2 separate regions of the Homo sapiens genome follow, and region 2 is linked to region 1. The links are chromatin contacts, found by Hi-C or POLR2A ChIA-PET in ENCODE. All regions are on one chromosome and are shown on one strand. The core of a region is the stretch at or near the end of the contact, and the rest is flanking DNA. Distances in the headings are between cores, read along the strand shown. Region 1 holds the start of MIR181A2HG (MIR181A2 host gene). Region 2 holds the start of ZBTB34 (zinc finger and BTB domain containing 34).

Evidence for each region. A loop is a pair of places that touch in the nucleus more often than their neighbours do. ChIA-PET counts read pairs that join two places held with the same protein, here RNA polymerase II (POLR2A). Pooled maps may share reads with other maps.
Region 2: a pooled map shows a loop between it and region 1 (2.6-fold over the local background). The contact joins the promoter of ZBTB34 here to the promoter of MIR181A2HG in region 1. A Hi-C loop is called at or near these places in 1 of 50 pooled maps. POLR2A ChIA-PET finds 5 or more read pairs at or near these places in 3 of 52 experiments (A673, K562 and MCF 10A).

The regions. Positions count from the first base shown.
Region 1 is chr9:124,655,595-124,660,535 of GRCh38, reverse strand. MIR181A2HG (MIR181A2 host gene) reads right to left here and starts at 2,100. Exons shown (of 2, transcript NR_038975.1): 1 at 1,795-2,100. All of the region lies in intron 2 of NR6A1 (nuclear receptor subfamily 6 group A member 1), which reads left to right. RefSeq lists enhancers at 1,063-1,112, 1,934-2,053.
Region 2 is chr9:126,857,898-126,862,838 of GRCh38, reverse strand. It overlaps ZBTB34 (zinc finger and BTB domain containing 34), which reads right to left and starts at 2,200. Exons shown (of 2, transcript NM_001099270.4): 1 at 2,100-2,200. RefSeq lists silencers at 1,682-1,901, 2,012-2,061, 2,072-2,151, 2,182-2,581 and an enhancer at 1,260-2,057.

The sequences.
Region 1 (4,941 bases), core at 851-3,350:
AAATCGCTATTGTCCAGTGGGGCGAATGGTGGCTGGAACTAAAGAATTGCTGTCTGGTTTCTATTCAAATCCAGGTAGCGAGATATATGAATGGACTTTTCGAATCGTCATGTGAATAACGTCTGCTCGGCATGAAGGCTCAGAGCCATGCTAGGAAGGATTAACTCGTAGGCTGACCACTAACATCCTTTGTGGTACGAGGGAGAAACATTCCCAAGTATCATTTTATTCACACTTAATTTTCTATCCCATACCCCCAAAATAAGGCTAGCTATTTAATTAGTTGGCTGCTTTTCTCTTAATTTTTAGTGTTTCTGTTGATAATGTGTAAGTTTGGGAAAATGCTAAGTAGCTTTTCACTTAGAACACTGTTATTTTCTCTTTAAAGTTTTCTACCTTACATTTATTATAGCATAGTTATCTTTATAGCATAGATGCAGAAAGTAAGAGAGAGCTTGTTTTTTCAAGAAAACAACCCTTTAAAATACTTTCCAACCCATGAAGGGAAAAATCCTCCTTTTTTCCCCCAAGTGCATTCTACTTATTACTTTGCATTTTTCTCCCAAAGTCCAAATTTATGCAAAGAAAATAGAAACAAGTTCAAATGCAATGCATTAACCAAATAAAACAAGTCTGCTTCAAATTAGGAACCAACCTAAGCATTTGTAAAGTGTAGCAGAATCAGAATTCTTTTAAAAATTAGATTTGGAACCTGAACTATATAATTCATAATTCTCATTTTTCTGTGGAAAATTATTTTATCTTTCTCCTGTATACCTGAAAAAATGTCCATAGGCTTAAAGGGTCATGCTTTTACATTCCTTCCATATCACAGGTACTATGAAGTAAGGAGACTTTTAGGTTTCTTTTTGTCTTAAACTCAGACAGCTTTGTAAGCAGTAGTGTGTAGATTACAAGAGTTAGACAAAAGCAGGCGCGACTGAGAAGAGTTGGTGGGGGAGAAGCTTGGGGCACTTCCTGTCACTCAACACATTCCAGATCACTAAAAAATTTCCACACCCTCTGCATTCCCCCTTGCCCACTCCAGTTCCCGGTATTTTCTGATTCCATATGTTGTGGTATTTACCATACTTCTCTCCCTCACTAGGCTCTGGCAAGACTGCTTCAGAGGGGATGCATTCCTTTAGATTGCACAAAGCGGAGCTGGGAAAATGGCTGGCAGTTTCAGAATCTAGTCACGATCGCACGCATGAGCACCTCACACATCCATGTCCCTACCCGCCCCCCCGCTCCCGCCCCTGCAGCTGGCTGACCTGTCTCACCCACTGCTGGCCTATCGAACGGCCAGGACTGTCTGGTTTTGGCTCGTGCCTTTGTCCATGTCTGGCTTAGTTCCTCTCTGTCTATGCTTGCCTCTACCCCCACCGCCCCAGGCGGCACAAGTGTTTGGCCACACAAAACTAGAGATAGAAAAGGTGGTAAAAACTTCAAACTTTTCTAAATTCTCCAACAGTTTATTTCTTGTGAATTTCTTCCTTCTTTAAATACTCCATTTTAAGAAAACAAAAAAATTAATTATCTAAAGGCAAAGAATGGAAAGCAACCTTTGTGTTCCTTATAATAACTGACTTCATAACTCTCTCCAGCTGCGTTATGGGATGTGTATAAAAAGCTTCTGTTCTGAGAACAAAGGAGCACGTGCAGAAATGAGACGAAAAAATCCACTGACAGTATTCCATTACACAAATTACTTAAAAGATTTTAGTCAAGCCCCTCAACAGATTCAATTTTAAAATGGCTTTTAGTTAAAAAAAAAAAATTGAAAGTGCTTACCCAGTAAAAGAACCGAAGTAGTCCTGAACTGTTACGTAAGACTTTTTACAGTTGGATCTTTGTCAAAAGGGGATGGGGGTGATGGGAGAAAGCAGCAACGACAATCAAAAAAGTTCGAGCTGCTGTGGCTAGAGGACAACTTCTGTGTTTCCAGATAGGATTCTTGCTGTAGAAATGGAACTTCCAGCCAGCACAGCATCCTGTCCCAGTAGAGAAATGAGTTTGTCAGTTAAAACAAAAAAAAAATTAGATACTGGAACCCAGGCTAGACGAGGTATTGAACCGCGCCAGATTTCCTTGCAGCCCTGTCTGCTCAGCTCGCATTGAACTATATATGACCCAGATGATGGACAGAAGCACATTTAGTCATGTGCACACTGGAAGAAAGCGGATTTGCTGGTCCCTGGCAGTGCAGGGGTTTGTCTTCTGATTGGGCTGTGCCCTGATCGGTGAAATGTGAAGCCCTCACCATTCAGAGGCCGTAATTCAGGACTGGCAGTTTGAGTGTCTGGCTGCCTCTAGTCACTGAGAGACTTTGAAGGTGTTGCTTTTGTTTGGTGGCATTACCCACCCAGAGGTTGCTTACACCTCTCTACTTGTGTCAGAAGAAATACTAGTCTTTCTGAAATACAAATAGGCAGCCGATTTTTCCTGAATCCTAAATCACCCTATTGTTGATAAACTTGGCTCTAACTGAAACCAATTATTTGATTTGAAAATTTATTGTGATCCTAACCAAGCTTCATATCCAGACCAACCCTTGGTCTTGATTTTATAGGTTTGATAAGGTAAAAATAAAAGTGGCATATTTGACTTTGAAGCCTCTATATGATATAAATTGCTCTTAATGAAAATTGGATAGATGGACAACAGAGAAGTGAAGTTTTAGATTCTGGAGTGTTTGGATGTATGAGGAAGAAGCTTTATGTCTTTTTATCCCCTTTGTGAGACTGTCACTCTTGTCCCAGTCCTAGTCACATTAGGGGTTGCTGGGGGGGGGAAGCTATGAAAGCATGGACCCTACTGAGCTGTGACATAGCCTTTAATCATGCAAGACAGCCACGGTCTGCTCTCTTCAGTCTGTCTGAACTAGGGTCCTTGGGGTTTATTTTCCATCTTTCTGAGCCACTGGGAAACCAGGTCATTATACAGGACTGTCATTTGTGACATTTTTGTTTAGTACATGGCAGTTGCTTTGTTTATTTAATGCAAGTTGACACTTCTTTAAAGTTTCAAAACAGTAAAGTTGTTTTGTGAGACCTTGACTCTGATATATGAAATCTACTCTACATGGACCAATCATTTTTTTCCGTGGACTTTCTTGTCTCTTTAGAAATTAGCTTATAGAGTCCTAAATTGATACTTAAACATACCAATAGTTCTGTTTATTTCTTGCCTTTCTCACAGTTGTTGAAATAATTCCATCTGTCTCTTTTGCTGTAAATTTTGGGTTTGGATGTTTGTACTTGGAATTTTTTAGATGTTGACTATATTATGCAGCACCTTCCATATGAGGACTACCCCAGAATTATTCTCTTGTCTTAACCCGAGAAAAGCTGTTTTGATGCACTATTAGATATAAGAATGTTCGAAAGAAGAGGAGATGAGCACTCTCTTGCTTTTTGTAAGCCACAAGACAATCTTTTTTTTTTCTAAGTTGTGGTAAGGTATATGTAACATAAAATTGACTGTTGTAATAATTTTTAAGTGTATAGTTCTGTGGTGTTAAGTGCATTCACGTTGTTTTGCAGCCTTCACCACCATCCATCCACCACAGAACTCTTCTCCTCTTGCAAAACTGAAATTCTCTACCTACCTGTTAAACACTAACTTGCCATTCTTCCCTCCCCCAGGCCCTGGGGACAACCATCATTCTACTTTCTCTTTGATTTTTTGTTTTTTGTTTTTGGAGACGGAATTTTACTCTTGTTGCCCAAGCTGGGATGCAATGGCACTGTCTTGGCTCACTGCAACTTCCGCCTCCTGGGTTCAAGCAATTCTCCTTCCTCAGCCTCCTGAGTAGCTGGGACTACAGGTGCCCACCACCACGCCTGGCTAGTTTTTGTATTTTTAGTAGACACGGGGTTTCACCATGTTGGCCAGGCTGGTCTCGAACTCGTGATCTCAAGTGATCCACCCACCTTGGCCTCCCAAAATCCTAGAATTACAGGCATGAGCCCACCGTGCCTAGCCTCTGTCTGTTTGCTTTTTGACTACTCTAGATACCTCATATAAGTGGAATAATACAAGATGTGTTCCCTTTTGACAGGCTTATTTCACTTAGCATGGTGTCCTCAAGGTTCATGCATGTTGTCGCATGTCAGAATTTCCTTACGTTTTAAGGCTGAATAATATACCATTGCATGTGTATACTACTGTCTTAGTCCCTTTAGTGTTGCTGTAAAGGAATACCTGAGGCTGGGTAATTTATAAAGAAAAGAGGTTTATTTGGCTCATGGTTCTGCAAGCTGTACAAGAAGCATGGCACCAGCTTCTGGTGAGGGCCTCAAGCTGCCTCCATTCATGGCACAAGGTGAAAGGGAGCTGGTGTGTGCAGAGATCACATGGTAGGAGAGGAGGAGGCAAGAGAGAGAAGAAGGAGGTGCCAGACTACTTTAAAACCATCAGCTTTTGCAGGGAGTTATAGAGCCAGCACTCACTGACTACTGCAAGAATGGCACCAAGACATTCATGAGGGATCTGCCTTCATGACCCAGACACCTCCCACCAGGCCCCACCACCAACATAAGGGGTTAGATTTCAGCATGAGACTCAATGAGGGGGGAGCAAACAAATTACATCCAAACTGTAGCAACCACATTTTGTTTATCCATTCATCTGTCAATGGACACTTAAGTAGCTTCCACTTTTTTGCTATCAAGACAGTTTTTCTTGACTATTCTTAAAATCATGTGAGGGCTTCTTTACAGAGCTGTTCTGACCCATCTCAGAAGCTCTTTTCACTTTATAAGTTGTAAGGGTTTTGATGGGCCTTTTAACTCTAGAGACCAGCTAGTCCCTAACATCAGGTTTGCTAGAGAAGGGAAGATTCTTTCCAGCCTTCCTGGATGACACCTAATACATACTATATTCCTAGTAATTCTGTTATACTTAAGATTTATGGGTTCATCTTTCCTGTTACACTGT
Region 2 (4,941 bases), core at 951-3,450, 2.2 Mb before region 1:
AGCCCCAGTATTAGATACTATAAGGTCTCCGAGAGGAGTATTAAGACACAATGCCCTTAAAAAAACTCCCACTCCAGTTGGGACAAGAACAAGTTCAACAGCCAAGGAACAAGTGCTGAATCCGAGTGCCACAAAGCCATGGGGGCAGGGAAGTCAGGGAACACCCTCTGGAGGAAGTATATCTGCAGCAGGGGCTTGAAGGAAGTGAAATGGAGAATTTGCACAGAAAAGAAAAAGGAGGCCAGTGCTTCAGAAGGGGGAACAACAGAAGCAAAACCCAAGAAGCCGTAACTAACTCAGTTCTGCAGGGGACAGACTTGGAGAAGCAGAGAATAAGGTTCAGGTAGGTGGGGTGGGGCCAAACCACGGAGAGTCTTGAAAAGACAGGGTGGGCGGTGGCTGGACATACCGTGGCAGGCAAGAGGCCACTACTCAGCTTTGAACAGTGGTATAACTGCCGTGGCCTCTTAACTGATCTCCTGGCCTCTAGCTTCTTCACCAATGCCTTCAGTAGTTTCAACTTTGACCTAGTGTTTGAGTTGAGGAACTAGCCGCGGCCCACCTCTCCTCCTACTTCCCTCCTATATGAACCCTTCTCTGCCAGGAGACTGGTCTATTCACTAACTCCATAGGATCACTGGGCCTGATTCCTCTTTTCCTATCTGAATGCTACTCATCCTTTAACACCCGGCTCAAATCCCGCCCCTCACTAAACCCTCCCTAACCACTCGGCCTACAGTGACCTCCATCTCTCCTTCTTAATTCTACAGCACACAGCCTTGTCTCATCAAAATTACCTTTTCATAAGTAATGTCTCAGCACCCTGTGTAAAGCTGCCTGGAGACTGTAAGTGTGCCTTCTACTACTTTCCCACCACATGGAACAGCATCTTGCCATTTAATAAGCAAGCAAGCACTCAACTATTTTTTGACTTCCTATAGTAAGTTTGGCTTTAGCATAAAGGAAGGATGGGGGAGGGGGGAACCTCTGGAGTCAGCGACCAGCTTAGAAGCTGTTGCAATAATCCAGATGTGAAGCAAAGAGGGCCTGGACTAGGGAACAAAGAGAAAATGGGCAAATATAAACAACAAAAAATTCTGCATGCAAAAACTCGGCGGAATGTGATTAACTACTACTAGGGACAAAAGCAAGGGATGAATGAGGATTAAGGTGAGGTTTAGAAAACGCTTCTTGAAATCATTTTAAAGCCTGTCTGAAACAAAATGCAGTAAGTGGCTTAAAAAGTCCACACTGACAAAGTCTTCAGCGAAACTGCCCAGTATCTTGAATCAGGGACAGCCCTTCCAATTTGAGACATACACGGAATGGCAGAGCCAGAAGGGTTCTTAGAGAGTTAAATGAAACCCTCAATGATCACATGGGGAAACTGAGTCCTAGCATGGAAGGGGCTTGCGGAAGGCCTCAAGACAGAGACTCCCAGACGAGTGCCGCCCTGAAAGCACAGCCACTTGGCCTAGAAGGGCACTGTTTACAACCCCGGTCAGCCCCAGCCCAGCCCTCCGCAATGGCAGGACCAACTGAGCGCGAGTGGCCACGGAGACGTCTGGGGCCAAGCGCAACCCGTCGCCGCCGCCTGTTTACCTGGAGGAAGGCGGTGGCGTGAGGCAGCGGCTCCGTGGCAGCCACCCGAAGGGCCGACCCCTGGCCCGGCCGGCTCTCCAGGGAACTCAACCATCTGCCCTCCCTCCCCGTACAAAAGGGAGCGCCCCCAGGGCTAGGGGCCCGGAAGCTGGGGATCCCGAGACGCCCCGGGCGGAGGCTGGGAGCCCAGGGCAGCTGCCCGAGCGCGACCCTCAGCCGGGCCAGCGGCGCCGGGACTCCAGGACCGAGCACAGCTGGCCCCTCGGGGACGCGCGCCTGACCCCAGCAGGTGCCCGGGGCCTCCGGACCCCGCCCGGCCTCGGCTCCCGCCCGCGCCGGCCGCCTGCCCGCGGGACTGACCAGGCGCGGAGGCTCCCGCCCCGCCGCGCCCAGAGGGAGCCGGACAGCGGCCCGGGGACTGCCCCCCGCCCCGCCTGCCCCGCCTGCCCCGCCCGCGCCTAGCCCGCTGCTCGCCGCCCCCGGCCAGCGTGCCTCACCTGTCCAGAGCGCCGCGCTCACATCGCCCGCCCGCGGCGCCCCCTCCGCCGCCGCCGGCGCCAGGCCAGTCCCCGCCGCTCCGGCTGCCGCCCCAGCCCGCGCCCCCCGCCCCCGGAAGCGCTTCCCGGCCCCGCCCCCTGGACGCCCGCGCTTCCGGGCAGGCGCCAACCCGGGTGGTGGCGTTGCGCGGCGGACCTCTAGCCAGGGCCCGGGGTCCTGAGTCCCGCCCGGTTGTCGTCCCAGAGCCTCGCCGCGGGCTAGCGGCAGCCTTGGTCTGGACCCCGGAGTCCCGACTCCGGGAAGCGGCGTCGGCTCTGCCTTCAGCCCGCGCTCTCCTCGGCGCCCCCTGCTGGCGGGAGAAGGGCGGTGCAGTGGGGCGCGTTTCAGGGGCTCCCGGAATCGAACGGGTGGGAGAGAGCCCAGGACCCTCGACCCCCCCAGCACTGGGGGGCCTGCCCCCAGCCCAGCCCTCCCTTCCAAGACCCTCCCTCCTGCATCTCTTCAGGCGCATGCCACGCACCCGAGCTGCTCCTGGCAGGGCAGCTGAAGGCAGCAAGGTGCAGTGGTTAGCAGCAGGGCTCTGGGGACCTGTCATAGGGGGTCTCTTGACTTACCACCTTGGGCAGGTTTTCTCTCTCTCAAAACGGAGGTGGCTCCCGCCTGTAATCCCAGCACTTTGGGAGGGCGAGGCGGGAGGATCACTTGATCCTAGGAGTTTGAGACCAGCCTGGGCAACATAGGGAGGCCCCATTTAAATTTTTAAAACTTAGCCAGGCTTGGTGGCACATGCCTGTAGTTCCAGCTATTGGGGAGGCTGAGGTGGGAGGGTCGCTTGAGTCCGGGAGGTCGAGGCTGCGATGAGCCATGATCGTGTCACTGTACTTCAGCAGTGGTGAAAGAGCAAGACCCTGTCTCAAAAACAAAACGGAGGTGAAAATTCCCAACTCACTGTTATAAAACCCATGTCACAGAGCATGCCTCAAAAAATGTGCATTTCCAGACCCTTGGGGACACCCCAGTCTTCAAACCGTTGGGTGGGAGTGGGAGCCTCACCCAGCGTTTTCCTCCCAGCATTAGACCAATGTAACACTCTTTGAAGAGCTTCCCTTTGCATTTTGGTGGAGTCAGTAGTTGTGGCAGAGGTTTATTTTCCTTTTTCTGGCTTTGTAATAAAAATAAACTAGGAGGCAAAGATACCAGCTCCTCTTCAGGATAGAAAGCTGCTGAGACTTCCTGATGTTACTTCATCCTTTGCAAGCAGGAACTGTCTCTCCAGGATCTGTCCAGTGGTCATCCTCCAATAGCAACAGCTACCCTTTGTCAAACACTCCATGCAGGGCACTGTGTAGACACTTGACAGCCATGACCTCATTTAACACAACCTAAGGAGGTGGCGATCTATTCCCATTTTAATCCAAGAGGGAACTGAGGCTCAGAGAGGTTGAGTGACTTATCCAAAGTCACACAGCTAGTAAATGGCAGACTTGGGATGAACTCCCTTGTCTCTCTGACTTCTTATAGCAACAGAACATCCAAGCATAGGATTTTAGGCAACCTGCCTATAACTGCAGGCACCTGGGCAGACAGGTAGTCTCGCTCTTGAATTGCTATTGCACTTGAGTTGTTTTCTTGAGATCTGTCCCCAAGGGTGAGATACGTGTGCACCCAGGGCACAGGAATACATCATCTTGTCAGGTTTCCTCCGGACTGCTGAGCTGATTCTTATGCCCAGAGGTTTTCCTACAGATCAGCCTTGGGCCTCATCATTTTAACTGATTTTTGCTAAATTCGTTGATAAGAGTTAGGGTCTTCTTGGCTGTGACACAATATTTGCATATCATTAAGTACTATAAAGACTAAAATAGTTCCTGAGTTTTTGACCCTCCTCTGCCAAGTGTCTCAAAGTTGTTGGCCCTCTGTCTGTCCATTGGATGCTGGGTATTTCCCTCATAGTTTATATTTACTCTCCCACCTAACTGGGTCACCAAACTCATCATTTATATATTTTTCCAGCCCCTTGCTTTTTTCGTTCTTGTTGTTTAGCTGATTGTCATGGTCTCTACTAATTTTAGTTAAAAAACTGTCACTCCTCCACAGTTGAGGTGCATATGTGTTTCTGTTTTCCCATAATCTTTGTGGCAGTTTTAAATGATTTAACTCGTTAGCTCCCTTGAAATCAAGAAGTCTAGGGAGTGATGTACAAGTCTCATTTTAATTTATTCCACACTTACCCATTTTCCTCAGCAGCATTTATGAAATGATCCAATTCACATTTTGTTGAAGTTTGGGGTTGCCCTTCAATCCACAGTTAAGAAGGAGTTTTCTGGCCAGGTGGGGTGGCTCATGCCTGTAATCCCAAACACTTTGGGAGGTTGAGACAGGAGGATCACTTGAGTCCAGGAGTGTGAGACCAGCCTGGGCAATATAGTGAAACCTCATCTCTACAAAAAAGAAAAAAAAAAAAGCTGAGTGTGGTGCCACGTGGCTGTGGTCTCGGCTACTTGGGAGGCTGAGGTGGAGGATCGCGTGAGCCCTGGAGGTCAAGGCTGCAGTGAGCCATGATCACCACACTGCACTCCCGCCTGGGCATCAGTGTAAGACCCTCTCTTAAAAAAAAAAAAAAAGGTGTGGGGCTTCCCATCGTGGGGGTCAGCCTATGTGAGGGTGATGGCTGATAGCTTACCAATACTTGTGTTCTGCCTTTTCTTCTTCCACAGCACATGGCTAAAACACATCTCCAGCCTCCTCGCCATGTCATGTGTTAATTGAGGTAGCCTGTGAAGTGCTTGGCATGTGTGAGTCTGCCGTAAAAGTTAATTCCCTTCCCATTCTTTCCTCTTC